Linked DNA regions of Homo sapiens: region 2 is linked to region 1. The links are chromatin contacts, found by Hi-C or POLR2A ChIA-PET in ENCODE. All regions are on one chromosome and are shown on one strand. Each heading gives the region's core, a stretch centred on a gene start or an enhancer-like site at or near the end of the contact. The rest is flanking DNA. Distances are from core to core; before and after follow the strand shown. Region 1 has its middle 14 kb from the start of LINC-PINT. Region 2 overlaps PODXL (podocalyxin like).

The links. A loop is a pair of places that touch in the nucleus more often than their neighbours do. ChIA-PET counts read pairs that join two places held with the same protein, here RNA polymerase II (POLR2A). Pooled maps may share reads with other maps.
Region 2: a pooled map shows a loop between it and region 1 (3-fold over the local background). The contact joins two enhancer-like sites. A Hi-C loop is called at or near these places in 1 of 168 maps with a recorded cell type or tissue (heart right ventricle) and 5 of 50 pooled maps. POLR2A ChIA-PET finds 5 or more read pairs at or near these places in 1 of 52 experiments (K562).

Annotation. Positions count from the first base shown.
Region 1 is chr7:131,122,368-131,126,261 of GRCh38, reverse strand. It overlaps a transcript of MKLN1 not described here. Among named protein-coding and RNA genes, the nearest start is that of LINC-PINT, 14 kb to the right of the region's middle. RefSeq lists a silencer at 1,706-1,785 and an enhancer at 1,926-2,085. Within about 2 kb of position 2,126, at least 3 of the 41 ENCODE cell types and tissues checked have a DNase peak (open chromatin) inside an H3K27ac peak, as active enhancers do.
Region 2 is chr7:131,506,506-131,510,351 of GRCh38, reverse strand. It overlaps PODXL (podocalyxin like), which reads left to right. Exons shown (of 9, transcript NM_001018111.3): 3 at 21-116; 4 at 767-987; 5 at 1,324-1,401; 6 at 3,626-3,773. Among named protein-coding and RNA genes, the nearest start is that of PODXL, 48 kb to the left of the region's middle. RefSeq lists a silencer at 2,179-2,238 and an enhancer at 3,779-3,846. Within about 2 kb of position 2,296, at least 3 of the 41 ENCODE cell types and tissues checked have a DNase peak (open chromatin) inside an H3K27ac peak, as active enhancers do.

The sequences.
Region 1 (3,894 bases), core at 877-3,376:
CAGCTGTCTCTGGTCATTAGCCCTTCTGGCATTATTCTCATGGGTCTCACGGATCTGAGCCCTCCTTTTTGAAGGAAGCCTCGTTATATACCCCTTCTCCTGCCTTTTGTACATGTCCTTCAAACGTACAAGCTTAATTGAACACTTCCAGAACAACCAGATTGATCTTTTTAATCTTTTTCTTCTGGATTTTTATTTATTAATTAATTAATTTATTTATTTATTTATTTATTTATATTTATCTTTTTTTTTTTTTGAGACGGAGTCTCGCTCTGTCGCCCAGGCTGGAGTGCAGTGGCGTGATCTCGGCTCACTGCAAGCTCTGCCTCCTGGGTTCACGCCATTCTCCTGCCTCAGCCTCCCGAGTAGCTGGGACTACAGGTGGCCACCACCACGCCCGGCTAATTTTTTTTGTATTTTTAACAGAGACGGGGTTTCACTGTGTTAGCCAGGATGGTCTCGATCTCCTGACCTCGTGATTCTCCTGCCTCAGCCTCCCAAAGGGCTGGGATTACAGGCGTGAGCCACCGTGCCAGGCTGTTTTTAATTTTTTGCAGAGACAGAAGTCTCACTTTGTTGCCCAGGCTGGTCTCGAACTCCTGACCTCAAGGAATCTTCCTGCCTGGGCTTCTCAAAGTGTTGGGATTACAGGTGTGAGCCACAGTGCCTAGCCTGATCTTTTTTTGGATGCTCGTCTTTTCTTCATTTAAACCACTGATTTTGTAAAAATGTACACTTCCAATCATATGACTCCTCTTGCCCTTTATTTCCTAGTTCCTGGCCAGAGGGAGTCTTGTGTCCATATTTTCTCTTAACTTGCTCCTCTCGTTCATGTCAGGTTAGCAGGTGCAGAATTGCCTTCTTTGGCTATTACAAATTCAAAGCTGCCCTGGTCACTTATTTTAAGTTGTTTGTCACTTCTACTTTGCCAACATATTTTTCTTAGCTGGTTAGAATTAAGCACAGAATAGTACTTCTTCAGTAAGCAATTAGTTTAAATTTAAGTCATGCCAACTTTATTTGACGATCACTTTTCAGCAGAATGAGACTGTCAGTAGATATCAGATAAGCTGAAGTTCTCCATTACCCCTATATCGTGTCCCTGTGCCAATAATTTTGTCATTTGTATTGGGAAAGCATTACTGATGTTGCCATAACAGGATCACAAGGCATGCTAGGAGTAGTTGACTGCATACAGCCAGTGGAGAGAGGGTATGAGCCAAGACCAGGGTTGGGGGATGCTCCCTAGAGCACGGGCTATGAATACAGAAACCAGCTTGGATCTGGGCAGCTGGCCTCTGCAAAACCTTGTGTCTCTTAATCACATAAAGTTCAGGAAGCTGTTAATACCAGGCAGTTTAGCCTTACCCTAGCAATGGGTTATCTATAAAGGGGAAGGCGCATATGTCCCATGGTTTGAGGAGAGCACAGCAGGGGTGTAGGCAGCAGAATACAGCCCTCTGCAAAGATGACTGGTCAGAACTAAGCTAAAGAAGACATCAGGATCATGGTAAAGTAGGCTGGGGTTCAAGACAAGGGACCCACATCCAAAGGGAGACTGGGATACAAGGCAGGAGGACCAGAGACTGAGGTGTTGAGGGCAAGGTGGAAACCCATATTGGGCAGAGGGGTGGGGAGGCACAATAGGAGGGAGCTACAGATGTCTGAGGCCCCATGGCTGACCTAACTGAAAGGAAGCACAATGGTGGGGCCGATACTAATGGTGACTTTCTCCAGTCTGAGCCAGCGTTTAAGTACTGGGGAGGCTGGGGGTTGGACCCATAAGTAGGGCTCCTTAGACAACCCAGCAGCTGGTTGCTAGAGAAGACAAAAGCAAGACAACTGGCCAGGTGCCTTATTGTATGCTCCTGTGACAATGTCACTTCTGCTTTTATTTTCAGCCAAATGTTCTCGGCCAGGTGTTCAGCCCCCAGGTTTGCGGGTTTCTATATGTGTCTGTGACCTCTTGACTTACAAGCTTACTCTGCTTTGCCTTTGGTTGTGTGCTTCTTTTGAATAAGTTACCTACCTTCATATTGCTGTAATACTACAACAACAGCTACCATTTACTCATTGTCTACCATTTCCCAGGTACTACACCTGCTGATTTACATACATGATCTTATTTAATTCTCACAACCTCCTTGAGAGGTAGGTGTTATTATCCTCATTTCAAAAAGAGGAAACTGAAGCTTATATGGTGTATGTAATCACCCCAAGGTCATGCAGCTGGGATGCAAAAGAGCTCAGATTTAAACTTAGTTTTGTCTGACTGCCTATTGTTGCTTTAAAAGACTGCATTTATACATTGATACTGTGATACACCTGAACAATTCTCACAGAACTTATCAGTCACTAGATCTTTTGTCTGTCAGTCTACCTACCTACCTACTTATGAATTATCTATCCTTTTATCTTCAACTCCATAATACCCAGTACTGTACTATGTAAGAAGTAGATTTTTTTTTTTTTTTGAGACAGAGTCTTGCTCTGTTGCCCAGGCTGGAGTGCAGTGGCACAATCTCGGCTCACTGCAACCTCTGCCTTCTGGGTTCAAGCAATTCTCCTGCCTCAGCCTCCCAAGTAGCTGGGATTACAGGTGCCTGCCACCATGCCTGGCTAATTTTTGTATTTTTACTAGAGACAGGGTTTCACCATGTTGGCCAGGTTGGTCTTGAACTTCTGACCTTGTGATCCACCTGCCTCGTCACAGGCCACCACACCCAGCTATTTTTATTTGTACTTTGTAGAGACAAGGTCTTGCTATTTCCCAGGCCATCACATTTTTAAATGATTGGAAAATGTGAAAAGAAGAATGATATTTTATGACACATAAAAATTATTTGAAATTCAAATTCATTTTATTGGAATATGGCCAGGTTCATTCATTTAAATTTTGTCTGTGGCTGCTTTGCACTACAATGGCAGAATTGAGTAGCTGAGACAGACTGTAGGGCCAGGAAGGCCTAGATTATTTCCTTTCTGGCCCTTTATAGAAATGGAAAAAGTTTGCTGATCTTTGGTATAACTAAATGATACAGGATGGCATAACATTTTAAATATTGTTTCAACTACATCTATTACTGTATTTCCTAAAATTTCCAGTTCAAGGACACTCTCTTTTATTATGTAGAAGAGCTCCACGTTCTTAGAACAGAGTCAAACATGTCCTTCTTTGATATTCTGTACAGCGGCCCTGATAGCAGCAACACTTTTTTTTTTTTTTTTTTTTTTTTTTTGAGACGGAGTCTCGCTGTTTCGCCCAGGCCGGACTGCAGTGGCGCTATCTCGGCTCACTGCAAGCTCCGCCTCCCGGGTTCACGCCGTTCTCCTGCCTCAGCCTCCCGAGTAGCTGGGACTACAGGCGCGGGCCACCACACCCGGCTAATTTTTTTTGTATTTTTAGTAGAGATGGGGTTTCACCGTGTTAGCCAGGATGGTCTCCATCTCCCGACCTCGTGATCCGCCCGCCTCGGCCTCTCAAAGTACTGGGATTACAGGCATGAGCCACCGCACCCGGCCCGCAGCAACACTTTAATGCAGAAACAATAACAGACTAAGAAGCTGGTGGTTTCTCTAAGAGGTTAGACGTCTCTTCCTGCCAGTAGTCACCTTTCTCTCTCATGGGAAACTGGGGCTGGGCAGCGTTATGAGTGATTACAGTGTATTACAGAACTGTAGTGGCACAGAAATGGATGCCCCCGTTTCCATCAACTCATTCAGGGTGATGTGGTGGAGTCATAGACGAGGAAAAGCAAATTGCCCTTTTCGTCATCACCTAGGACCTAAATAAAGATAAAAATGACTCAGATTGACCAGACACAGGTGAATATCACTTCTCAAAATGTTTTCTGAAGGTACTTACATGGCAACAATATGGTTCTGTGGGAGCCC
Region 2 (3,846 bases), core at 1,047-3,546, 380 kb before region 1:
TTTTTTTTTTTTTTTTCAAGTAGAGACAGTGTTTCACCATGTCAGCCAGGCTGGTCTTGAACTCCTGACCTCGGGTGATCTGCCCACCTTGGCCTCCCAAAGTGCTGGGATTACAGGTATGAGCCACCATGCCCGGCCGATACCTGTTTACTTACTTACTTACTTATTATTTATAAGAGCTTGTCTTAACCTAGTAAATCAATTTCAAAATCTACCTATGGATCAAGAGCCTTAGGATCATGGCCCATCTCAGACCTGTGGACCCAGAGTTTCTGAGCGCTCCTGGTGATGTTGCTGCATATCAGAGGCATATGGTCTGAAGTCAGCAGGCCACCGCTCCACAGGAGGGTGCCACACAGTAGGAGTGCGGGCTCCGGCTGAGATAATCCTGGCTTCGAATCCCTGCCCTGCCATTGTTGGCACAGGAACTCGGGCAAATCACTGAGCCCCTCGGAGCCTCAGTTTCCTTGTTTATGAAATAGGGATGATGCCGATTCCTTCCCCAGAGGATTGTGAGGATTCAGTAGGAAAGTACCTTTGAGGCACCCAGTCCCTTGCACAAAGTTAAGTGCTCAGTGAACGTTTGCTGCGGCTGCTGTGACTTTGCCGGGTTATTCCACTGGCTTGTCATAGGAGTCCACTTCTTCCGTCTCTGTGGGAGGTAAGACCAAAGAACCTGGGAAAACTATTAGAGCAAGAAAAGATTGTCCTCTTCTCGCAAGGGTGCACTCATCTTTTCTCATTACCCTCGTTTTCCCAATGACAGCGTCATCGGTTATCTCGCAAAGAACTCAACAGACCTCCAGTCAGATGCCAGCCAGCTCTACGGCCCCTTCCTCCCAGGAGACAGTGCAGCCCACGAGCCCGGCAACGGCATTGAGAACACCTACCCTGCCAGAGACCATGAGCTCCAGCCCCACAGCAGCATCAACTACCCACCGATACCCCAAAACACCTTCTCCCACTGTGGCTCATGAGAGTAACTGGGTAACTCCAGCAGGGGTGGGGCAAGTAGGAGAACCCAGACTCGGGTAGAAGAGGCTTTAAGACAAGGTTTTCTGTTCTTTCCTCCAACGCAGGGCCCCTGGCTGGGGCTTTGAGCAGCACTTACCCATTCCCTCCTCCCTCTCCCTGGTTAGCCTGGTCCTGGCTTGAGCTGCCCTCAAGCCACGCAGCCAGGACATACCTGGCTCTGGAATGGGTCCAGCCATGCCTCCAGCTTGCCGTGAACTCTTTCCTATCTGGGTCACCCCTTAGTTGGGGGGAAATGTCAAAGATTCCATGACTATTAGCCCAAACCTTAATCTCAGTGGCTTCTTCCAGGCAAAGTGTGAGGATCTTGAGACACAGACACAGAGTGAGAAGCAGCTCGTCCTGAACCTCACAGGAAACACCCTCTGTGTGAGTAGCTTGCTGATCTGAGCCGCCAGGTGCAGGCTCACAGCAGGGCTGAGGGAGGGAGAGGGAATGTATGTTCTTTCTAGGTGCATTTTTAAACATCTTTCTAAGGTGCATTTGCTTTCCGGCCCTCATTTCTTCCTAGTAGGAAGTGGTCCTTTCCCATCTTACAGAGCAACAGACCAAGGTTTAAGACTTCTCTAAGTCAGGACACACCCACAGGACTGGACCCCCCCCTCCCACCCCCCGGTTTCCTCGGCTTTCACTGTGTGACTATTTCCAGTATGCTGAGTTGAGGGACCCTGATCCTAGTTCCTGTTTGCCCCTAGCTCTGGGAGTGACTTTGGTGAGTTGATCTCTTTGGGTTTCAGATGTCTCAATTGAAAATGAGAGGTGAGGCCAGGTGTGGTGGCTTACACCTGTAATCCCAACACTTTGAGAAGCTGAGGCAGGAAGTTTGCTTGAGGCCAGAAGTTCAAGACCAGCCTGGGAAACATAGGAAGACCCTGTTTTTACAGAAAGAAAAGAAAAGCAAGAGAAAATGAGAGGTGTAGTCTGTCTGCTTTAATCGTCTGTGGCTTCACATTTCCTGGTCTGTGGACTATCTGAGAGCCTTGATGGACGAACAGTGCTGGGAGATTCTCCCTCTAACCTGAGGAGCTGATGGGATGGGTGGGAGAGAAAAGGGCCCAGGAATGCAGGAGCCACTGCCAGCATTTCTCCAGTCTGGGTGGTGAGCGTGCGTGTGAGCACACCTGTGTGAGGGAGGTAGCAGTGTGTGAGCAGCCTTCAGGCCACCGGTCTCCATGGGTCCAAAGGCTTTGGTCTGGGGAGTGTGCGCTGTGCACACTCAGTAAATAACTGCCGAGCGCGGCGGGTGCTGGAGATGGCTGGCTCACTGCTGCCCTCTCCCGGTCAGTGCCGGTTTTTTGCAGCCACCCCCTAGGAACTAGAACTAGAACAGACCTGAACACGGTGTCTATAGATAGGATGGAGAATTTGGGCTTACAACACTTTAATGCTGCCTGAATTTTCTGCAGTTGTTTTCTTTTGGGTGTCCATTATGCCGGCATTTTCCAAGTGAACTTTACAAAAGCCTACATCTAGACCAGAGTTTTAAAAGGGAGCAGTGCTCTCCTAGGGCTGGGCTTATTGGACAAGGCAGGCATTGCATGATATGGGCTCTGGGGACAGTCAGGTGCCCGCCCAGCCCTTCCTCAGACCCTCTTTTTGGATGTAGCTTGGTAGGCTGTGTGATTGTTGTGAGACACTTTTTTTTTTTTTCCCTTTGCTAGAAAAGGAAGATGGAAAACCCTGGATCCCTTCCTGATGTCAGGGTGGGGAATTACTAAGCCTAAGGAAATTCTGGTAGAAACCTTAGGGGTGGTTTGTATGGGTTCTGTGCTAAGCTATCCCTAGAGTCCTTTTCTTTGTCTTAGTCATTTATTCCAGAATCAGGTCAGAGAAGCCCCAGGGAGGGGTGCCCCTAGATGGCATGGCAGGACTGGATACATGCTGCCCACACTTCTCCCCTCATCCTCAGCTCTAAAGCCACGTCAGCCACAATCTTTGTTCTTAGAGCTAAATAAGACCCCCTCCAAGATATCCTAGGGGTAGCTTCAAGATCCCACCTGTTCCCCTACTCAGTGGAGCCCCTTCCCTGTCAGCCTGTCCGTGGCTTCAGAGCCAGAGGCTCTGCCTAGGGCAAGGGCACATGTATTTCAGCTTTGGGGGTAGAGACCCTTCTGCTGAGAGCTGCAGCCTCCCCACCTGATTTCTCCGAACTGGGCATGAAAGGCTGGTGAATGGGAGTTTAGGGGGAATTGGAGTCTCCCTGCGGGCTGTGGGGTAGGGTTGCTGTGCAGTGCCCCCTCTCTAGCCCGTTCTAGGGAGGGAGATGAAAACAACCCCCAATCCGCAAACAGCTTGGAGGGAAAAAAGAGGCACTAGGGTGAAAGGAATGAAAGGTGCAAGCGTAGACCAGATAAACACAGTGCGGAGAACGGGCTGATGGGAACGAGACAGAGGAGGCAGGAACTGGCCCAGGAGAACAGCATGCAACCCTTGATTCCTGGCAGGCCTGCGTGGAGCACCAGCTGGGGCTAGAGAGGGAGGCAGGTTCTAGCACAGCAACAGCACTGTCCCGACCTTAGCTGGGAGGGCAGCCCCACAGGCCTAGGCTGCTGTCACGCTCCCCGCGGAGTCACCTGCGCTCTCCCCACCATAGGCAGGGGGCGCTTCGGATGAGAAATTGATCTCACTGATATGCCGAGCAGTCAAAGCCACCTTCAACCCGGCCCAAGATAAGTGCGGCATACGGCTGGCATCTGTTCCAGGAAGTCAGACCGTGGTCGTCAAAGAAATCACTATTCACAGTGAGTGGAGGGCAAGGGGGCCTGGGCTGGGGCCTGCATGGGTGGGAATGGGGGGCATGCAGAAGCCACATTG